Linked DNA regions of Homo sapiens: region 1 is linked to region 2. Evidence: chromatin loops called from intact Hi-C (ENCODE). Cell type or tissue: A673. All regions are shown on one strand. Links, peaks and the distances in the headings refer to the core of each region. The heading gives the core; the rest is flanking DNA. Region 1 overlaps LMCD1-AS1 (LMCD1 antisense RNA 1). Region 2 overlaps LMCD1-AS1 (LMCD1 antisense RNA 1).

Region 1 (5,382 bases), core at 53-5,052, 160 kb after region 2:
GTACTACTAGATAAAAGAAAGGAAAAAACACCATACAATCAGTGGAGACTGATTCCGAGATAATCCAGAAGTTGGAAATAGTAGAAAAGGATTTTAAAATATTATTATAACTATTTCCAAAGGCTTAACAAAAAATATGCTAATAGTGAATGAAAAGATAGTATTAGAGCCAGATAGTTCAGAAAACTAGACCTCAAGACTACACACACACACACACACACACACACACACACAAAACTATCATATATCAAGAGGGTTAAAGTAATGGGAAATTAAATGCTCCTCAGTATGACAGTATGAGTTTAAGAGATGTTATCAGGATACTGCAAAACTCTATGTGGGAAGGAATAGAGACAACACTTTCATGCTCCACTGTAGTAAACAAAAGGCTTTATTTCTGGTCTTGAGACTAATCTCTTTCATCCTAGTAAATTTAATGCACTAACAGCTTTTACTTCAGGCTGTTTGGGATTAAAGATTAGAATGGGATAATGTCACAGGGGGTCTTTAGTATCCCCATCTGGGCTTGTATTATTTCAGGGTTGAGGCTTTAAAAACCAATGTACTTTCCTCAGATTACCTCCTATATCATCAATCTTGCCTTCAATTCCCAAACAGTGATCAAGACAGAGATATTTGGCTTTAAAGAAAAAGTGGAGTTTGAGCCTGAAGAATCTCTGAGTATCTCTGAGTCCCTTCTTGCTCAGACAACTAAGACATTTTCCCTGTTTCTGGTTATTAAAATTCATCATTGGCTCAATATTTATTTGTCAATTTGAAATTGAACATTTAGTTTCCATTACCCCTCAATAGTTTGTTTTTTAACCAGAAGCCATAGCTATGTTCTCGCTAGTGACAAAATGCTAAACAATAAAAAGTAAAGCTGCAGTTATCAAAGCAAGAATAATACCTTTAGGCCAGGTGTGGTGGCTCACGCCTGTAATCCCAGCACTTTGGGAGGCCGAGGTGGGCTCATCACTAGGTCAGGAGATTGAGACCATCCTGGCTAACACGGTGAAACCCTGTCTCTACTAAAAATACAAAAAATTAGCTGGGCGTGGTGGTGGGTGCCTGTAGTCCCAGCTACTCGGGAGGCTGAGGCAGGAGAATGGCGGGAACTCGGGAGGCGGAGCTTGCAGTGAGCCGAGATCGCACCACTGCACTCCAGCCTGGGCGAGAGAGCGAGACTCCGTCTCAATAAAATAAAAAAAAAGAAAAAAAGAAAAAAAAAAGAATAATACCTTTAAAATATGTACTATTGAATTTTGTAGTAGACTGAAATTAGTTATCCCAGGGGTGAAATCTCTAAATGAGCAAAGGGTTGTTGACTTTTTCTTCAGGACGAAAGAACATAAAAATCTGATTCTTTTATGCATTGTCCCCCACAAACCAATAATATGTTCAACTAATTTGTTTTGTTTGTTCAAAAGGCTGAAATGTATCTCAACTGAAAATGCAACATTGAAAAATTATTATTGCTTTCATACATAATGATGCCTAAAGTTAAAAATATAACCAAACCTGGTTATAAATCTTATTATCTGGCAAATAAATAAGACCTGAGATAATGACTATATAGGTGGATATATCTCTTAGACTTAAGTTTTGGCTTTTGATCTATATTAATTCATAGTTAGCCACTAAGGTAAGAATGTGATTGTTCAGAAATGATATTGAATGCTTTCTTATAAACTTAAATGAAGTCAGGTAATAGCAAAAAAAACTTATTTTAAGTGTATATCTCTTACAACTAGAATTTGAAGTGCGAAAAGCAACAAACACATTTCTCCAAAAACCCTGTTTTCTGACTTTTTCCTCCAACTCTACGCTAGGAGCTATGTATTCTACCGGTAGTTTTTCTGTGGCACCCTAGAGTCTGTAAGGGAAAGTCTGCATTTACTTGATATGGCCACTTCCATTTTCTCGTATTAACACAAAAAGCTTGCTATCATTTGTTGTTGCAGGCATGACAAGTTGCATTATTCACAAATATTTATTTCTGCTCCATTTTTGACTGACTTTTCTGTAGTCTTAATATGCTATCCTGCCTCATTGACATTTAGCTCAACCATGTGACTTTCTCTGGCCAAAGAAATAGATCTGAACAGAAGCTTTAAGTAGTTTGTCTTTGCTACTCTTGTCTTTGCCCTCGCATCATGAGATCAGAGTGTTCCAGACCATGGTTTTTCCTTAGACCTGGGACCTAGTATGAGAAGACATGTGGGGCTGAGCCTAGCAGTCACAGCCAATTCAAGTCTGCATGCAACACAAGCAAGAAATAAATGGTTTTTTTTGTTGTTGTTGGAAATCACTGAGCTAATAGGATGCTAGATACTTGGCGAAAGCTAATACCAAAGAATACCAACAAAGTAAAACTTTCCTTCTCCTCAGCATGCCTTCTCCTTAGTAGACATGTTGTTTATCTAGACTTAGTCTTTAATCTCTAACAAATGAGGAGAGGAAATAATTTAATCTGCTTTCTCATTTAAATCGTACAAACAATCCAGTGTGGTAAAAGTAAAGTCTTCCTTCCTTCCTTCCTTCCTTCCTTCCTTCCTTCCTTCCTTCCTTCCTTCCTTCCTTCCTTCCTTTCTCTTTCTTTCTCTCTTTCTTTCTCTCTCTCTTTCTTCCCTCCCTCTTTCTTTCTTTTCTTTCTTTCTTTCCTTCCTTCCTTCCTTCTTTCTTTCCTTCTTTCTTTCCTTCCTTTCTTTCCTTCTTTCTTTCTCTCTTTCTCTCTTTCTTTTCCTTCCTTCCTTCCTTCCTTCCTTCCTTCCTTCCTTCCTTCCTTCCTTCTTTCTTTCTTCTTTATGGAAGAAAAGTAATTTCCACAGCCTGCAGCTGTTCTGTGGTTCAGTTTAGAATTTTCAGCCCAGGCACTCTGATTACAGAATTGAATTCCTAGCTTGTTTTGTGATCTTCACACACCTCATTATAAAATCTTCACATATTGTATTTCAAAGATAAATTTAGTCTAAAGTTTGCATGACTTGATGTTTCATATTGTCCTAAGAATCGCTTTCCACACGTTGACCAGGGTACAAGATTCAATCATGTCAGACTTCACAAGGTTGGTAGTGTCTTGAGTCATGGAGACAGACAACATCAGAAAGACTTTGTTCTGCCCTTCTTTTGGGCTCACCCTGACTAGCAGGTAATCTTTGAGGAAAGCTTTTATTCTTGATTTTTTTTTTTTAATCCTGAAAAGGGCACAATGATTAATGAGACAATTGCCTGCAAAGCACTTTGAGCTCTGGGGAGCCAACAGGTGATTTAAGTTCAAGGAATTATTCCCCTACATAAGTCAGCACTGTTTTTAAACAGAAATCTTCTTTAAAGAGTAACACTAAGGTTGTGATAAAAATAAACAGATGCCAAGCAGTTCAGTGAAGGTAAAATGTCTCCTCCCACACTGAGATGTGAGAAGCCAGCAAAAGAGAAACATAGAGCCAAAAGTTTAGCCAGAAAGGACCTCAGACACCACCAGGTCCAAACCATTTATTTTTAACACATGAGGAAACATGTCCACAGGGCACTCGCCCAAGGACACACAGCTAATTTGGATTGACAAAGTGGAGAAATATTGCTATATGGTGGATCCAGACATACATCATCAGGAAGCAAGAAAGGGAGGTGCAGCAAAGGCTAGGTTCTTGTGTAAATGGGATATCGCCAATGAAAAGGCAGTACTTGAGTCAGTTCTCAATGACTGGCAGGATTTGAATAAGTGCAGGAACAAGAGAGATATACTTCCTGTGGCTAAGACTATGCAATCTCAAGTTTAGCTGTCGGAATATGCACAGTAAGAAATATCACAACATCTAATACTATAATTTGCAGTAGGCTCCCTAGAAGATACAAGACCCATGATTTATAGATGTTTTCTCAGGCTCTTTTCTCATGTCAATCTTCTTTCCTTCTGCTAACACAAATAATAGCTTGTGTGTGAGAAGCATTGGACTGAGTCCTAAGACTTTTGGAAAAGGAATGTAAGTGAAAGTTAATAAATTATTCCTATCCCAAGGAGATAGGAAACTAATAAAAATAGGACTATCTATCATTTAGCTATCTCTCTCTCTTTTTTATTTGAGACAGAGGTTTCTCTCTTGTCGCCCAAGCTGGAGTGCAATGGCGGGATCTTGGCTCACTCAACCTTCGCCTTCCAGGTTCAAGCTATTCTCTTGTCTCAGCCTTCTGAGTAGCTGAGATTATAGGTACCCACCATCATGCCCACATTTAGGTATCTCTTTATAACCATATTTTTTCTATCTCTGTCTCTATCTATGTTACCTATATCTACCTTTACTTACCTTTCTGTTATCTACCTATTATATCTATCTACCTACCTACCAACCAACCAACCTACCTACTTACCTAGCACCATATACTCCCTTGTTACTGAGTAGAACTTGAGAACAGACATGGTGATGAGATAATGCCGTTGTTGTTCAGAGGAGGCAGAGATTAATTCCAACAGAAGAGACAACAGTAGAAACCATAACAACATTTATCTTGGGCTTACTCTGAGCTAGGCTATGTTTAAGGGCTTTGCATGCATTAACTTATTTAATCCTCACCACTATCCCATGTGGTAGTTTGTATGTCAACAGGAATTTATCTTTTCACATCTCTTGGCTCTGTTTTCCTCAGTCTTGGCTGGATTGTCAGCAGACTCTCCAGAGTGGTGGCAAAGTTGCAGTGCCGTATTGAGCCTACTGAAGCCTCAGGCAAAAGGAAAAATCAGCATAATCCAGATCCTATCTTTGTTTTAAACTTTGATGTGTTGTTTATTATATTTTCATGCATTATTTTTTATTTTTTAAAAAGTTAAACTTTTACTTGATTCCTGAGTTTTTAAATAACCCACTTTAGATTTTGCATGCGAGCAGTGTCTTGCTCACTTCACCCTAGTTCCAGCCCTGAATAACAACTTTCACTAGTTCCAAAAGAGCTTTCCTTCCTTAGCTTCCTAGTTCCTACCTCTCCAAGATATGACTGTCATTGGCCTGGCGTTGGTCCCATGCCCATCCCTGAACCATTCATCAATGCTTAAGAGGAAGGCAATGCTTTGATTGAGTGCTGCAGCTGGGGTGGGATCAGTCCCTTTCCATCTTGAGAATCTTTGGAGAATGGTGTCTTATTAAGGCCTGCTGGAGGCAGAACCTGAAAGAGGAATTCTCACTAGATTGATTGGGTTGCTGCGGGGAGAGTTGTGCTCCAGAGAAGGGGGACAATACTACACAAGAATGTGGTTTCAGGTGAAGACTAGCTTCAAGGTGATCTCACTAAGTAAGGCAAAGGGGGCTGCTTTTTGTGTTCCCATGCCTGTCAGTCATTGGCAGAGGTCTAGTGGTGGCAGAGGAAGGCAGCTCTGTTTGGCCGAGT
Region 2 (5,382 bases), core at 269-5,268:
AAGGTGAATGGAAAAGTACTTTAGAAAGTAAAACTACCACACATATTTGAGGCTCTTTTTAATAGTTCATGGTCACAAGGTGGGCATTTAGGAGTTGTTCCAAGTTTTTAGGTTCCTAAAGATTCTGAGCACATTGGAGCAGCAGCTGAAGTGCTGAGAATGTATTTCCATTTTCTAATGTAAGGCAGAAGCCCTGGGAAAGGATTTTAGTTTTAGGATCATACACATATCATCTCTCACAAGTGTCTCAGGGCCTTTGCACCTCAGAACCCTCTGCCTGGAATTCTTTCCTTCCCCCTTTTCCTTCCTAACTCCTACTTGTCCTATTGGCCCGTCATCACTTCTTCAGGGGCGTGTGAGCTGACCTCCTGAACTGGTCAACTCTCCCAATCACATGCTTTTGTGTGGTACATAAGAGCATTTAATTAGGAGAGTTGTATTGTGTTGACCGTATGGGAATTTTGCATTTTATTGTGATTACTTGATTAATGTCTTTCTCCTCGACCAGGATATAATTTCCATGATGCCAGGAACCACCTCTGCTTTTGCCCACAGTAGGCTTTTTTCCAGGTTTTTAATGACTATTGAATGAATGAGTGAATGAATGAACACATCATCCAGAATTTCCTAGAGCTTACTGGATTTTGATATGTGGGCCAAACTTTGAAAGACATGGGTGATACTTGGTTTTCTAAGGCTATAGAAAGAACATAATGATAGACAGTTTGCTGGCATATCCTTGGTGTCCAGCACAGTCTCTGCATGCAGTAGGAGCTTGTATCAGTCCATTCTTGCATTGCTATAAAGAAATGCCAGAGACTGGGTAACTTATAAAGAAAAGAGATTTAATTGGTTCGTGGTTCTTCAGGCTGTACACGAAGCACGATGCTGGCATCTGCTTGGCTTCCGGGGAGGCCTCAGGAAACTCACAATCATAGTGGAAGGCAAAGGGGGAGCAGCCGCATCACATGGCTGGAGAAGGAGCAAAAGAGTGGGGAGGTGCCACACACTTTTAAATAAACAGATCTTGTGAGAACTCACTAACATGAGGGCAGTTCCGAGGGAGGGACGCTAAACCACTCATGTGAAATTCACCATCACGACCCAGTTACCTCCCACCAGGCCCCACCTTCAACATTAGGGATTACGGTTTGAGATGAGATTTGGTGGGAACATAGATCCAAACCATATCAGAGCTCAGTGAGTGTTTGTTGAATGAATGAACATTAGAGCCAGAAGTCTGGGGTTTGAGTTTTGTCTCAAATTGACAGGCTTGTCAAACTTGGTGAAGAAGTTTAACTTTGTGGGAGAGGCAATGCTATACCATAGATTGAAAACAGCTCCAGGGGTCAGTATTACTGGGACCAATCTTCATTTACTAGATGTATGACAAGACACGTAACATTATCATGCACAAATGTGCTTATGTACAAAAAGGAGGATAGTATCAAAATCCCAGTATAATTTCAAGTATTAAGAGACAGAAGCTATTCAAAAGCCCTTGCATAACACAGCACACATTGGGTATCAGTAAGTATTTGTCACAGTCCTTTTCTCTCTCCTAATCTCCATAACATAGGGATGACACTACTGACCTCAGAATGACCACATCTCACGTAAGATCATGCGCACCAAACACTTTATATAACCTGGTGTTATATAAAGTTATATTCATTCCCAGTTGGTTTTAAAAGAAAAATATGTTGCTCGGTGCAGTGGCTCACGCCTATAATCCAAGCACATTGGGAGGCAGAGGCAAGAGGATTGCTTGAGGCCAGGAGTTTGAGACCCTGATCTATAAAAAAAGAAAACAAGGCCGGGCATGGTGGCTCATGCCTGTAATCCCAGCACTTTGGGAGGCCAAGGCGGGCATATCATCTGAGGCTGGGAGTTCAAGACCAGCCTGACCAACATGGAGAAACCTCATCTCTACTAAAAAAAAAAAAAAAAAAAAAAATCAGACAGGCATGGTGGTACATGCCTGTAATCCCAGCTACTCGGGAGGCTGAGGCAGGAGAATAACTTGAACTTGGGAGGTGGAGGTTGAGGTGAGCCGAGATTGCTTGCACTCCAGCCTGGGTAACAAGAGCGAAACTCTGTCTCAAAAAAAAAAAAAAAAAAAAAGAAGGAAACAAAAACAGAAAAGAAAATTATCCAGGTGTGGTGTATGTGCCTGTAGTTCCAGCTACTCAGGAGGCTGAGGTGAGAGGATTGCTTGAACCCAGAGTTCAAGGATGCAATGAGCTATGATTGAGCCACTGCACTCCAGCCTGGATGACAGTGAGACCCTGTCTCAAAAAAACTAAAAAATAAAAAAGTGCAGAATCAGCATTAGCCACAAGGTGGCACTGTGGTAATAGCTTTGATTTCGGGGTTTTAGCTTAACAAATTAGCACCTTAGTATACCTTTTAAATTTGAGTCCTGAGGTGAGAAGAACGGGTTGCATTTAAGCGAGAAGCGTTGCTGTATAATAATGTCTGTTGTAAATGATATTTTAATGTCTGAGGTCTTTACTCTGGAGAATCAGGAAGGAAAATTTTAAAACATTCCTTTAGATTCTTAGTTTGGAAACTTAAGAACCTCAAGAACCAGGTAAATGAGGGATAAAAGCTTTTATTTGCTTTATTACAACATAATCTTATCACAATTTATAACTTTTTCCTCTCGGAGATTGCTATAGTTTGAATGTTCTTCCTCCCAACCCTCATGATGAAATTTGATCCCCAGCGTTGGAGGTGGGGCTTGGTGGGAGGGGTTTGGTCATGGGGGCGGATCCCTCATGGATGGCTAGGAGCTGTCCTCATGGTAGTGAGTTCTTGTTCTATGGGTTCCCTGAAAAGCAGGTTGTTAAAAAGAGCCTTGCGCCTCCTTTCTCTTTTGCTGTCCCTCTGCCCATGTGATCTCTGCACACACCAGCTCCCCTTCCCTTTCTGCCATGAGTGGAGGCAGCCTGAGGCCCTCACCAGATGCAGACGCCCAATCTTGAACTTTCCAGCCATCAGAATCATGAGCCAAATAAACCTTTTTTTCTCCACATTACCCAGCCTCATATATTCCTTTATAGCAACACAAACAGACTAAGACAGAGTTCTATTTTGTTTCCTCAAATATTCTGGCAACTTATGCTTATATCTCCTTTTTTCCCTTGTGTTTGATAAATATATTATTTATCTATGAATTTGGCCAACAAATATTTCCTGAATATCTTGTGTGTGCCATACAGTGTTCTGGGTGATTGAAATAAGGCCACACATAGAGAAGGCAAAGCTGCATTTCCTTTCATTATCAACTAGTAAACATATGAACAAGTAATGAAATTTCCAAAGGGTGGCTTAAGGGCATGTGTTCACATGCACCCACTTTACATAGGGTGGTCAGAGAAGGCCTTTCCAAGCTAGAGGGGTTTGATCCTCAACCTGAATGATTAGAAGGATCTAGGCAGGAAAACACCTAGGAGAAGAGCATCCCAGGGAAAAGCACATGGAAAGGCCCTGATGTGGGATCAAACTTGTCATATGCAAGAAAAGAACCTCTCATAGGCCAATCATGGTCAGTCATACTCCAATCATCTAGAGCTTCATAACAGATGATTCCCAAACTCAATAGTTTTTAACAGCCTGCCTATATTGCTGACAATTTTGTTGGCATTAGGAATTTGGGAAAGGCTCAGCTGAGTGGTTTGTTTTGGTTCACTTAGCATTCATGAGGGCAGCTGAGGCTGGAGGATTCGCTTTCAAGATGGGTCTTCCTTTACATGTCAGACACCCTGATGCTTCTTGGTCTCTTTCTTTTCTACATGGTGTCACATCCCCAGAGTCTTCTCACATGGCTTGGGCTTTTCACAGCAGGACAGTCTTGGAGTTTTTGCAGTTCTCACTTGGGTGTTGGCTTCCAAGAGACCAAGATAGAAGCTGCCGGTCTTCTAAAAGCCCAGGCCCAGGGCTGGCATATCATCACTTCTGCCCTATTTACTGGTCGAAGAGGCCAGTCCTCTTTCTTCAAGGGCTGAAAAAATAAATCTCTCTTGAAGGAACAAGTGTTAAAATAAATTTATGGCCATCTTCAATTTGCAAAAGATCCTTAAAACGTTAATAAAAATTTCCCATAAGAGGCTGGGGCTTGACTTTCACAACCTAATATCTTGGATCCGGTCTCCTTGCCGCATGAATATCAGCCAACAGTTTTGGAGAGTTTTCCTTGGGATTCACACCCATAACTAAGAAGGTCTGCCCTGAATAAAATCCACTCTATCCATTGCTTGCCATGAGCATTAGCATGGATGTTAAAGTAAGTGTACAGGAGATTGCTGAAGTCCTCATTGTGAATCTGTGACTTGGGACTGGAATGGAAAACACAAAGCAGATGTCAGCTTCTGTGCATGAATTTTCTCATACAGAGTAGTGCTAGGATAATTTTAGAAGAGTAGCGAAAAGGCAACATATGATTACAGTTCAGATACTGAGGGTGTTTGAGCTAGAAATAGTCCAAGAAACAATTATAATTTTATATTGGTCAACACATGACCTAGCTCAAAGAGAGCTTGATTTGTTAAATGTGTCCCCTAAGGAAAGATCACTGAACCAATTGGAGTTGGAGTCCCTCTCTTCTGACTGAATCTTAAGGGAAAAGAAGAAAAGGGAAGCAAGCTCCCCCATTTCTGTCATAACAGGCATTGGGGAGAAGGAGAGAAACCACTGGGAATGGAAAATTTTCTCTGATCTACAGGAGCTTTGGAGTTGAGTTGGGGAAGTGGTGAGTTGAGGATAAAACAAGCTGACTCTGATATACTCAAGCTGGCCCAGAATTTGTTCTATATCAGTGTGGCAAACAATACAGCAAATCATTTTTGTATTGACACATGTCCCAAACCTAATGTTTGCCTAATGATGGTAGCTGGCTTCACTCAAGAGGCAATTGAACTTAAAAATGTTTGCTTAATGATGGTTGCGCTAAGTCAAGATAAAATTAAACTTGAAAAAACATAAACAGAGTTTACATCCACAGTGCTTGTGTATTTCCCTAGGTGACTTATTTATTTTCTTTTGATGCCCTTTTGATGTTGAGACTCCTAATTGATTCTATTAAATAAGCAGCTCTTTATGTCCCTAATTGATATGTCACCACAGGCAGAATTTTCAGTCTGCTGTTCACTTTTGGATGTCTGGAGAGATACAAATGAACCTCTCATTGTTCTATTGCTTCGTCTAGAGCAGCATTTTTGTTATTCATTATTAGGGGTTACAATCTTAAAATGGGTAGATTTACCTGAATGAAGACTTTCATAGAAACACTAGGAATTGGAATTAACTAAAGAAGTCAGCTTGTGGTCATATTGTAATTGGCCCTTCAAATCCCATGCTTAGGAGGCTATCTCTACATAT

Evidence for each region. Peaks named below come from ENCODE experiments on the same cell type or tissue, not always from the same donor. Only the 100,000 strongest peaks of a DNase experiment are listed, where the experiment ranks them.
Region 1: a loop joins it to region 2, with 6 times the contacts of the local background. A loop is called at or near these places in 1 of 110 quality-filtered maps.

What each region holds. Positions count from the first base shown.
Region 1 is chr3:8,255,129-8,260,510 of GRCh38, reverse strand. The region is part of intron 3 of LMCD1-AS1 (LMCD1 antisense RNA 1); the gene reads left to right. Among named protein-coding and RNA genes, the nearest start is that of LMCD1-AS1, 240 kb to the left of the region's middle. In A673, for the core only: no CTCF peak of the experiment used is centred there; DNase peaks (open chromatin) are centred at 380, 2,350, 2,850, 4,560 and 1 weaker place; H3K27ac peaks cover 4,871 bases.
Region 2 is chr3:8,414,536-8,419,917 of GRCh38, reverse strand. All of the region lies in intron 3 of LMCD1-AS1 (LMCD1 antisense RNA 1), which reads left to right. Among named protein-coding and RNA genes, the nearest start is that of LMCD1-AS1, 84 kb to the left of the region's middle. In A673, for the core only: CTCF peaks have their summits at 2,140 and 2,340 (motif pointing right); DNase peaks (open chromatin) are centred at 2,347 and 2,737; H3K27ac peaks cover 3,333 bases.